Regions from separate parts of the Homo sapiens genome. Here region 2 is linked to region 1. The links are chromatin loops, found by intact Hi-C in ENCODE. Cell type or tissue: PC-9. All regions are shown on one strand. Each heading gives the region's core, and the rest is flanking DNA. Links, peaks and the distances in the headings are about the cores only. Region 1 overlaps STARD13 (StAR related lipid transfer domain containing 13). Region 2 overlaps STARD13 (StAR related lipid transfer domain containing 13).

Region 1 (5,381 bases), core at 83-5,082:
GGACAAACACTTACATGAGGCACCTGGAGAAGTCAAACTTATAGAGACAGAAAATCCAACAGTGGTTTCCAGGGGCTGGCGAATAGGGAAAGGGGGAGTTGTTGTTCAGTGGATACAGTTTCAGTTTTGCAAGATGAAAAAGTTCTGGAGATTGGTTGCATAAATATATATTTAATGCTACTGAAATGTACACTTTAAAATTGTTAACATGGTACAATTTTTGTTAGGTTTATTTCACCACAATTTTTTTTTAAGTTGATGACGAGTGTTTTCATTTCAGTAGTCCATCTACTACTGAATACTCTTCCAGGGCTTATCTATATGGATATGGGGGTAAGTTAACTATTGTAATGAATGTAAGGACTATTGTGAACTCCTCTAACTGCTCCAACGATATTCAGTAAATCTCTCATCTGTTCTTGCAGTTCTCTATAACTTTGTATCCCTCCATTCATTTTATAGAAGGCAAACATTTTCTGTTAATATAAAAATGCTATTCTTTTGTTGTTCTGAATTATGGAAACAATTAATGACATAGTGTAATCCATTAGAATCAGAACCTGGATGACTTTCAGTCAACTGTTTTCTAGAGATATCAAATATTAAATGCAGCCTTTATTTTATTTATTTATTTATTTTTTGAGATGGAATCTTGCTCTGTTGCCCAGGCTGGAGTGTAGTGGCACAATCTTGGCTCACTGCAACCTCCGCCTCCCAGGTTCAAACAATTCTTCTGCCTCAGCCTCCCAAGTGGCTGGGACTACAGGCACCCGCCACCACACCCGGCTAATTTTTTGTATTTTTAGTAGAGACGAGGTTTCACTATGTTGGCCAGGCTGGTCTCGAACTCCTGACCTCATGATCCACCTGCCTCAGCCTCCCAAAGTGCTGGGATTACAGGCGTGAGCCACCACGCCTGGCCTAAATGCAGTCATTTTTATAAGGGATCATCTTCACCCTTATAGCTAATATTCATTGTCTACAACCAGCTGATACTCATTCTCTAGAATCTAAAATAATAAATAATTAGAGTTATTTCCATGAATTTCAGATCAATGTGTTTCATGACCCTGAGGAAATTCATTCCCTTATTATTGTGTAAAGTTTTCTAGCCATTCAGTTTGCTATATCAGCTAGTTTTCACATGTGTTCTCCATTTGTATGATTCAGGTGTTTTATATTTGAATGCCTATTATGTGCCAGCAGTGCTCTACCCACTGAAGATATATCAATGTCCAAAACAGAAAAACATCCCTGCCTCATCAAGTTTTTAATCCAGGAAAAGACAGGCATTAAAGCCAAAAAGTGAGCAACCAGTGTGAAGGTGAAATGTGCTGTGGAAGAAAAAAGTTAAAGCAGGAACAGGCGTCTGATTGTAACTTTTTGATAAGGTGCTGTGGGTATATCATGGAAAAGCGTTCCTCTACCCATCAGTATTTCAGTCTGGAATCTGCAGTTGTCTATTTTTATACTTTTCTTCTCTTTTCTTCTTTCTTTCTTTCTTTCTTTTTTTTTTTTTGTTTGTTTTTAGAGACAGGATTTTGCTTTGTCGCCCATGGTGGAGTACAGTGGCGTGATCATAGCTCACTGCAACCTTGAACTCCTGGGCTCAAGATCCTCCTGCCTTGGCCTCCCAAGTAGCTAGGACTACAGGCATGCACCACCGTGCCCAGGGGTCTTGCTATGTTATCCATGCTGGACTCAAACTCCTGGCCTCAAGTGATCCTCCCGCCTCTGCATCCCAAAGTGTTAGGATTACAGCTGTGAGCCACTGCACCTGACCTATTTTTTTTTTTTTTTTTTTTTTTTTTTTTGAGAAGGAGTCTCACTCTGTCGCCCAGGCTGGAGTGCAGTGGTGCAATCTCAGCTCACTGCAAGCTCCACCTCCTGCATCCGACCTATTTTTATACTTGTTTCATTTTGCACTGGGATCCACAAATCATGTAACCAGCCCTGCATGGGGGAGCAGGATGAGAGTCAGCTGGAGCTCTAAGGAGGCGCTGAGATGGTCAAGCAGAGGAGCAGCAAGAGGGGTTCCCTCAGGATCAGCAGGAACCCAACTCAAAGGGAAGAAAGGGACACACATCAAAGAAAGATTGGTGTCTTTGCAGTACTTTTCCCTGCTCTACAGTCATGCCCTGGAACTGTGGCGTACTGCATGGTGACCGTCTCCCTCAGTCCATGGAAAGTTACTTTTATTTATTTATTCTGAGATTTATCCACCCCTTAGCATCTTACATAGTACCCTGTAATTGTATTTCACAATAGATATAGTAAACACGATTGTTATATTTTTAAAATTAGAAAGGGAAGACGCCCTGTAGATTTCCAGGGCCCTTATTTGTAGAGTCATCCAAGTTCTAGGTTTACCTTTAGGTTCTCCTTTAGAAGAAATAATCTTACAGGTATTCTCTGTTTTTTCAGTGCCGTGTTGTTCAGCATAACCAAGCATAGAATGATGTGACCTAATTCGTATTTATCACAGAGTATCCTTCCCTGTCTTTTTAATATCAAAATCTTAATGCTGAGTTTCACAAATATATAAACTACTATCTGTTCTTCACAGACAACTGAATGAAAGATATGTTACAATAATGCCATCTGAATTTATATAGTACTCTGCTGTGTTAAGGTATGGCAGCATTTCTTATAATGTTCTATTTAACAAGGAGGTTAAACAGGTTCCTATGAGTCAGACAAATGAAGTGAAATAGGCATCATAATGTAGGAATAGTGTGGGCTTTGGAATTACATGCTTTGGAGTGAGAACTAGATTTGAATATTGTCGTACCAGACCCCTATTCACTTCAGTAGAGATGGCACCAGGTTCAAGAGGCTGAAGGAGAGACTCAAGAGTCAGCAAATGAGACATAGGGTTTATTGAGAAGAACTTACATGCAGAGTGTTCCAGTGGTGGCAGGCTGGACAGGAGCACGGAGACCACCTTCAGAAAGCATGCAATTTATGTACCATTTTCACTTACCCTTCACCTGGAAACCTTCACTTAACCCAAAACAAAGGGTCTGACTCCCCAGGACAGCCCACATTCCATGGGACAGGCCGTGGGCTCAGATGTTCCTCATAGATAAGGAATGAATCTCTGGTTGGCCACTCCTGGATTCCTTAGCTTGGAACTCTGAACACGCATTCCTCTTAAACCATAGGGTAACTCTCAGGGTGTTGCTCAAGCTAAGCTGTTGCTAGCAGGTATGTTTGCCATACAGTAAAAAGTTGGCTACTTCCGTGTAACTTTTGACACCATTGAAATCTATGAGCTTTTGTTTTCTCCTCTGTAAAGTGGAATAAAATGAGATGTGTGTGAATTTGTGTGTGTGTGTGTATGTGTGTGTAATATAGTCTGCTCCAAGCTTTGCCATGAAGTAGACACTCAGTAAATGTTCATTTCCCTTGTCTTTCTCTTTTAAAATAAATCACTCGCCTGATTTACCTGTCCTGCTAGACTGAGGGCTTCCTGTTGGAAAGAACCGTGCTTTGTTTATCCTTGCCCCAGCAGAGACTCTGAGCTTATAGTTTTTTCAGTAAAGCTGCATTTAAAAAACAATTTTGAGCTTAACTTTTAAAATATTTTTCATGAAGGTGTTTATTTCTGGCTTGGTGCATTCTTCCCAGAGGGAGCATCACTCTCCTCCCTTGCTCTCTTGGAGGTTTTATCTTGTATCTTCCTGTTTTGGAAGGGCTTTCTGATGCCAGCCCAGTGAGCTCATGCAGCGCTAAGTGGAGAAGGCCAGGCCGCATGGTCCTCCTTGACCTGAGAAAATCTAAGGCCCCCTTCCCCTGTGTGCTTGCACCACACGTGCAGTCAGACATCACAGCAGCCACTCTGGCTTCCTGCCCATGAAATAAATGCTCTCAGTCTGACATTGCTCAGTCTGACAAGAGACATATTTGACAGGAGCAGGTTGGATGGAGAGGGTTTTGAAGAGGCCAAGCAGTGGAGGTGAAAGGCAGGAGGCAGGAGGTGCTCACACCATGGAGTCACAAGGGTGGGGCAGCCTCCTCACTCATCCCCAAGTGGCATGTCAGTACTTAGTTGGCACATGCCATCAAAAACAATGAGCTGCAAGAGTAGAAATGTCTTTCAAATTTCATGTCCTGTGGGCTATGATAGGTGTCATATGGTGTCATGCCAGATCCCTATTGACTCCAGCAGGGATAGTACCATGTCCAGAGGCCAAAGAAGAGACCTGAAGCCAGCCAACGAGACATAGGGTTTATTGGGGGGACTTACATATGGGGCAGTCCAGTGATAGCAGACTACACAGGAAGACCACTACTGTTTATAAAAAGCATGCAGTTATATAGCATTTTTACTTAGCACCCTCCACCTGGCAACCTCCATTTAACCCAAAACTAAAGGCCTTGATTCCCTGTATGGCCTGTGTTCCAAGGGATGGGCCAGGGATTCGAATGTCCCTCATGGATAAGAAGTGAAACTCCAGGTTGGCCACTCTCAGATTCCTTAGCTTGGGACTCCAAACACACATTCTTCTTAGACAATGCGGTCATTCTCAGGGCATGCTTCAGTTATGGTTGTCAGGTGCCTCTCCTATACATATGGTCAAATGTTACCAACCATATATTTATTTAAATTTTTTATTGCCATAGATTTTTGGAGAATAGGCGGTGTTTGGTTACATGAGCAAGTTCCTTAGTGGTGATTTGTGAGATTTTGGTGCACCTGTCACCCTAGCAGTATACACTAAACCCAATTTGCAGTCTTTTATCCCTCACCTCCTTCCCACCCTTTCCCCCAGAGTCCCCAAAGTCCATTGTGTCATTCTTATGCCTTTGCATCCTCATAGCTCAGCTCCCACTTATAAGTAAGAATATATGATGTTTGGTTTTCCATTCCTGAGTTACTTCACTTAGATTAATAGTCTCTAATCCCACCCAGGTTGCTGTGAATGCCATTAATTCATTCGTTTTATGGATGAGTAGTATTCTATCGTATATATATACCACAGTTTCTTTATCCACTCATTGATTGATGGGCATTTGGGTTGGTTCCACATTTTTGCAATTGCGAATTTTGCTGCTATAAACATGCATATGCAAGTATCTTTTTCGTATAATGACTTCTTTTCCTCTCAGTAGATACCCAGTAGTGAGATTGCTGGGTCAAATGGCAGTTCTACTTTTAGTTCTTTAAAGAATCTCCACACTGTTTTCCAGAGTGGTTGTATTAGTTTACATTCCCACCAGCAGCATAAAAGTGTTCCCTTTTCATCGCATCCACGCCAACATCTATTTATTTTTTATTTTTTTTATTATGGCCATTCTTGCAAGAGTAAGGTGGAATCACGTTGTGGTTTTAAGATTTGCATTCCCTGATCATTAGTGATGTTGAGCATTTTTGTATA
Region 2 (5,381 bases), core at 244-5,243, 66 kb after region 1:
TGGGACAGTGAGGAGAGGACTAAGAGTGGATGCCGGGGAATCCTCTCTACGGGCAGGCAGGGGAAGGGGAAGGAAAGAAGCCCCAAGTGAAAAGAAGCCCCAAGGAAAGAAGCCCCAGGGGAAGGGGAAGGAAAGAAGCCTCAGTGTGAGTGAGGGGTGGGCTCCTGAGCAGCCGGTTCCCGCGCGGCTGCTTTGCTCAGCCTTCAGTTCTTGACCCTCTCTCAGAAATCGCTAGTCATGACCCTCACTTGAAGCTGGACCAGTTCTCACTAGAAAAATTATCTGGATCTGATGCAATTATTGTAAACAGTTACAATAAAAAGCTAAGGACACCCCACTCAATTTTCCAATACAAGCACATGTGAATATAAAATTGGTCTGAAATTCCACAAACTAAAGAGGTCCAAGAAAACCTGGACTTTTTTTTTGTTTTAAGTTCTTTCCCCCGGGCCACTTTGGCCATCACTTTTTATTGAATAGCCAAGAGAGCCTATGTTCTTCCTTGAAGTCCTGATGATTAAAGCACATAGCTTATTTACATTTATTTTCTTGCACAAGCTAAATGAAATTCACACAGTTCCACATAGATATCGTGTCCCTGGACAGCATACATATACTTAATTTTCTTTGTATAGCTAGAGCCCTCAATGTTTAACTGCTTTTCTTCCACACCTCAACTAATGTCCAGGGGCAGTTCTTTTGGGGTTTATGGACTGGAACAGAGGTCAGTATTCCTGCTGCAGCCTGACCACTCGGCAGAACATCAGAGGGAAAAGCTGAACAGAGGTGTGGCCTTCCCTGGCTGCGTAGTGGCACGGTGACACCACCTGCTGACTTCTGACTTCTGACTGTCCTCTTTCTTTTTCCTGCCCCCTGCCCCCAGTGCGCCCGACACCCTCCCTGTGGATGGCCTGTGATTGTTGAAAGGCCCCACCCTCATGGAGTTACATACCAGAATTGTCTCTTTGGCATTAGTATATCCATCTCTGCTCTCCAGAATCTGCATTTTCCAACAGTCCGCCAGCATGGAGACCTTTCCCATGCCCTGCAGCTACAGCCCGAGGAGGAGGAGCTGCTCCCTGACTTGCCTTTGATCCCTAGGTTAAGAACACATCCTCAGTGACTTAGGTTCCTGAATGTCTTGGAGGGCCCCACCCGGAACACTCCCCAGCAGGCCGGGCTAGGACATACATAGGAGCCTGGGTGAGAAGTTCAGGCTGCTAGGCTTTAATCAGAATTGTCTGTAAGAGTTGAACTCATCATGCCCCTGGTTGTTATTTCTCTCAAGCCTTTGGCAGGAATATTAGAAGTATCACAGGAAACTGGTCATTAAATCAACACGAGAGACTTCATGACCAGTCTAAAGTCTGGCAGTTTAGATGTCAAATGGGAATCTAAACTACAAAGAAGGAGAGAGTCCTATTGTTTTCCTATACATCTGTAGGCAGAGGGCCGCTGGGTGTCTCTCCAGGCTTCTGTTTCAGCTTGAGTCAAACGCCCCTGCTGGTCTGGGCCCGGGCACCTCCCAGCCACCCTGCAATACTCAGGGCACACAGGCTGCTTAACATCCCTCCCGGCACACAGTCGCCCAGCGTTTCTCTGGTCCTTCTTCCTGGTCCCTCCGTTCCTGCACTCCTGGCCATCCTCCCAGGCCCTGGGCATCCCTCTCTGGCTCTTTTCCTGTGTGCCCAGGCAGTCTGTGCACAGCTCGATTTTCTGCTGACGACCGCCTTACTTCCATTAGGGTCTGCTGACCATGCAAGGGACTTTCTACCAATTTCCAAGTGCTCAACAGTGGGGATGGCATCTTAGTCAGTGGTATATCGTGGGTGCTTGGTGTCACATGGCCTTGTACTGAGCAGGACTTCCATAAACATTTGTTAAATTGAACTGGAACCTGGAAGAAAACAGCCTGTCAGTTCTCAAATTACTTGATGGCATCTTCATGTTAGAGAAGACTATGTGGTGATAAATTCTTCACTTTCTCCTCAAAATAACCTAAATCACCCTCCTTCTTAGCTAGACATTTTAAAAGAATGTCCATGCCTTTCCTAATACTGCCCTCATGAACTGCTCAATCCAAAAAGTGTTTTTAGGCTTTATCACTTACTCTTTCTTAAAGATTTGATACAGCCACCCAATTACTCCCTCCTTTTTTTAATGCTCATTCTGTTATAGGCCACGGGCTCTTCGGCTCCCCATGTAATACGGGAATTAACGCGGGACCAGGCACATTTCCCAGACTAGGCTTTTATTTCAAGGCTTGTGCTTGAGCACAAGGGAGACAGCAGAGGCCCAAGGATCCTCCAGCTAGTTTCCCAAAAAGAGCTGGGAGGGATTTTTTTTATTAGGCAGAGAATTGACATCGGAGGAGGTATGTGGGCTGGGCTGGGCAAAGCCCATGGTGGGTAGGGGATGAGTAGGTCACGATGGTTATCTTGAGTAATGGGCCACCTTGAGGTCTGGCTGGAGGCAACAAGGCTGTACATTAGTTGTTCCTCATTCCTTTCTGAGGTGGGACACTGCAAACTTGGTTCAGTGTTTGGTTTCCTAAGGCCAGTTCCTGGAGTTCTTTAAGTAAAAGACAGGGTAAAACTTTATAAGAGCACAGAAGAATGGCTATTTTTTTTTTTTTTTGTATGACTGAAGCCTCGGGGTTAGCAGGTATAGTGTCAGCAAAGTAGTAGCATGGGTTTTGAGAAGAGAAGAAGAAAAAAAATGAAAAAAACATGTGAAGGAGGAGCCTCTCACCACTCCCATTCTATCTCAATTCCAGGGTCCTAGGACACCATCTTCAGCTAGTTGTTGTCGACTCCTACATCTCTGACTGCACCTTCCCTGAACCTGGCTCCCTTCCTTGGCCCATGCCTTAACCACTGTAATTCTCCAGAGTTCTGGATTTCCCCTGGATGATTGACTTTAATTATTATGTATCTTCTGTGTATATCATCCATATGTGGACCATTCCCAAGTGGGTCTGAATGTGACAGGGCCCCTAAAATTTAACATATCCAAACATGAGCATGATCATGATCTCCCCCATATCTTAGCTCCCTGTCAACTTCCCTATTTCCCTGTTTCCTCTGTGTTTAACGGCATGTTCAGCAAAGTCTGAAATCTGGGAGTCATCCTCTGTTTCTGCCTCTCTGCAGCTTCCACATCAACCAATGGCCGAGTCTCTGTCTTCACGCAGACATCCCACTCTCACTCCCCTTTTGCATCTCTCTGCCATCTCTCCCCTGGACTATTAGAACCATGTTATAATTGTTTCTCTTTAGTTCCTTCTCTATCCTGCTGCCAGTTACATTTCTAAAATGCAAATCTATGTTACGCTCCTGTCTAAATCCTTCAGTAGCTCCTCATTGTACCAGATTGCTCCTAACATCTTCATTTGAATCCTTTGTGATCTAGCCCCTGCCTGCTTGTCCAGGCTTATCCCTCAATATGGTTTGAATGTCTGTCCCCTCCAAATCTCACATTGGAATTCAATTCCCAGTGTTGGAGTTGGGGCCTGGTGGGAGGTGTTGGCTCATGGAGGCAGATCCCTCATGAAAGGTTTAGTGTCATCTTCCTGATGTTGAATTCTCCCTCAGTTAGTTCACGTGAGATCTAGTTATTTAAAAGAGCCTGGAACCTTCCCCTTTTCTATCTCTCCCTCCTGCTTTCACCGTGTGGTATGCACACCCTCTCTTCACCTTCTGCTGTCATGGTAAGATTCCTGAGGCCTTACCAGAAGCAGAGGCCAACACCATGCTCCTTGTACAGCCTGCAGAGCCATGAACCAAATTAAACTTCTTTTCCTTATAAATCAACCCAGTCTCAGGTATTCCTTAATAGCAATGAAAACAGACTAACACCCCTTTTCATATATTTGCAATTCCTGGATTATACCCTGCTATTTTGTGCCTATTTTTTTTTCCTGTAATTCTCCTTGCCTAGACAGCAAATTTCTCTTAATCCATCATAGGTATGCTCAAATATTACCTCCTCTGGGAGGCGTTGTCCCTATGCTCTCAGAAAGTGAGTAGCTTCTTCTCTTTTTAATCATGTTTCTATCCCACATGGGACCATGAGATTCTCAAGGGCAGGGACCATATCTTTTTAAATACTGTATTCCCAGCACCTAACTTATTCCTGGTACACAGCGCACTGTCGGATGAACGAATCTTGGCTTCTTCTCTTCTTGTTGACTTTCCCATTAGAACCTCAAGTTTCACTCTTAAAATGAGACTACTATTTCACATTTGCTAGCGTATTAGCCCTTCTCAAGGATTCTGAAGACAACAGTAAAAATTAACAGGTTGTGGCAGCAGTATCATTATCTTCTGAAAGGGTCAAACTGCTGTGTTTAGGTTAACACATGAATTCAGTTTGCTCAAAACATGAAGAGGACAGGCTTCATCATGTGCCATGGGTTTTCTCTTCCCATGGAGAAAGTAGAGAGGGTATGGAAACAAGTGTTTATTGAATAGCCTGTGCTGGGTACATGACATAAGCTCTCATTTCCCAGGCCTTCCTAAAATTTTTCTTAAGTAGACAGGAGCAGATAAATCACATGGCAGAAAGAAGTTCTAGCTTGGCTGCTCACTAATGTGTGGCTGCCTTGAGCATATGGTCCCCTCAGAGACTTTATCTTCTCATCTGAAAATAAAAGCATCAGTCCAAGTGGTCCCTAGTGTTGTCCAGGATCTAATGTTTCCTTAGCAAACATTATCTGAATGGATTGGCTCTGAGCCAGGGCCTGTACTAGGCATGAAGAATGCAAATAAGATGCAACTCATAGCCTGTCATACTCAGTGGTGGAGAATAATTCTGCTATCCTGACTATACAAGGTCTATTGTAACTACTTAAAGTCAATCACTGATTGGACCTATATGAACAAAGCATGCTCAGTTCAAAAAGAAAAGCCTACCGAGCCTATCATGTATAAAACTTCCTTCTAGGATTTATGGGGATTAGAAGAAGAATAAATTATGGTCCCTGTCTGAATCAAGGCTCCAATCCAATGGAGGACACACTATTCATGCTGCAAATACATTCTATAATTGAAATTTTCATCCATGCAGGAACAGTTTTCCAAGGAACCAGTATTAGACCAACTCAGATTATCTGAAGGATTTTATATTACTTATGATTAAGTTAAAGGGAAGCAGATACTGGGGCTAAATATTTGTCCTAAATGCAGATTGGCTTCACTCACACGAGAATTTTGCAGTGGTTTTGATAAAGTGTGATGAATACTTCCACTGTGACATATTCTTTTACTTGAGGCAGTCAGATCTTAAAGAGGCGTTTACATCTGTCAGGGATATGTTTCATCCAATTTGTATTCTTACAGAATCTAGCCATTGTTTATTTTACCTTGTGTAAGCTAAATCAC

What was found. Hi-C counts contacts between places; a loop is a spot of excess contacts. Peaks named below come from ENCODE experiments on the same cell type or tissue, not always from the same donor. Only the 100,000 strongest peaks of a DNase experiment are listed, where the experiment ranks them.
Region 2: a loop joins it to region 1, with 10 times the contacts of the local background. A loop is called at or near these places in 7 of 110 quality-filtered maps.

What each region holds. Positions count from the first base shown.
Region 1 is chr13:33,215,952-33,221,332 of GRCh38, reverse strand. The region is part of intron 1 of STARD13 (StAR related lipid transfer domain containing 13); the gene reads left to right. Among named protein-coding and RNA genes, the nearest start is that of STARD13-AS, 59 kb to the left of the region's middle. In PC-9, for the core only: no CTCF peak of the experiment used is centred there; DNase peaks (open chromatin) are centred at 2,692 and 3,152; H3K4me3 peaks cover 1,102 bases; H3K27ac peaks cover 4,251 bases.
Region 2 is chr13:33,149,673-33,155,053 of GRCh38, reverse strand. All of the region lies in intron 3 of STARD13 (StAR related lipid transfer domain containing 13), which reads left to right. Among named protein-coding and RNA genes, the nearest start is that of STARD13-AS, 130 kb to the left of the region's middle. In PC-9, for the core only: no CTCF peak of the experiment used is centred there; DNase peaks (open chromatin) are centred at 1,143 and 2,513; H3K27ac peaks cover 3,737 bases.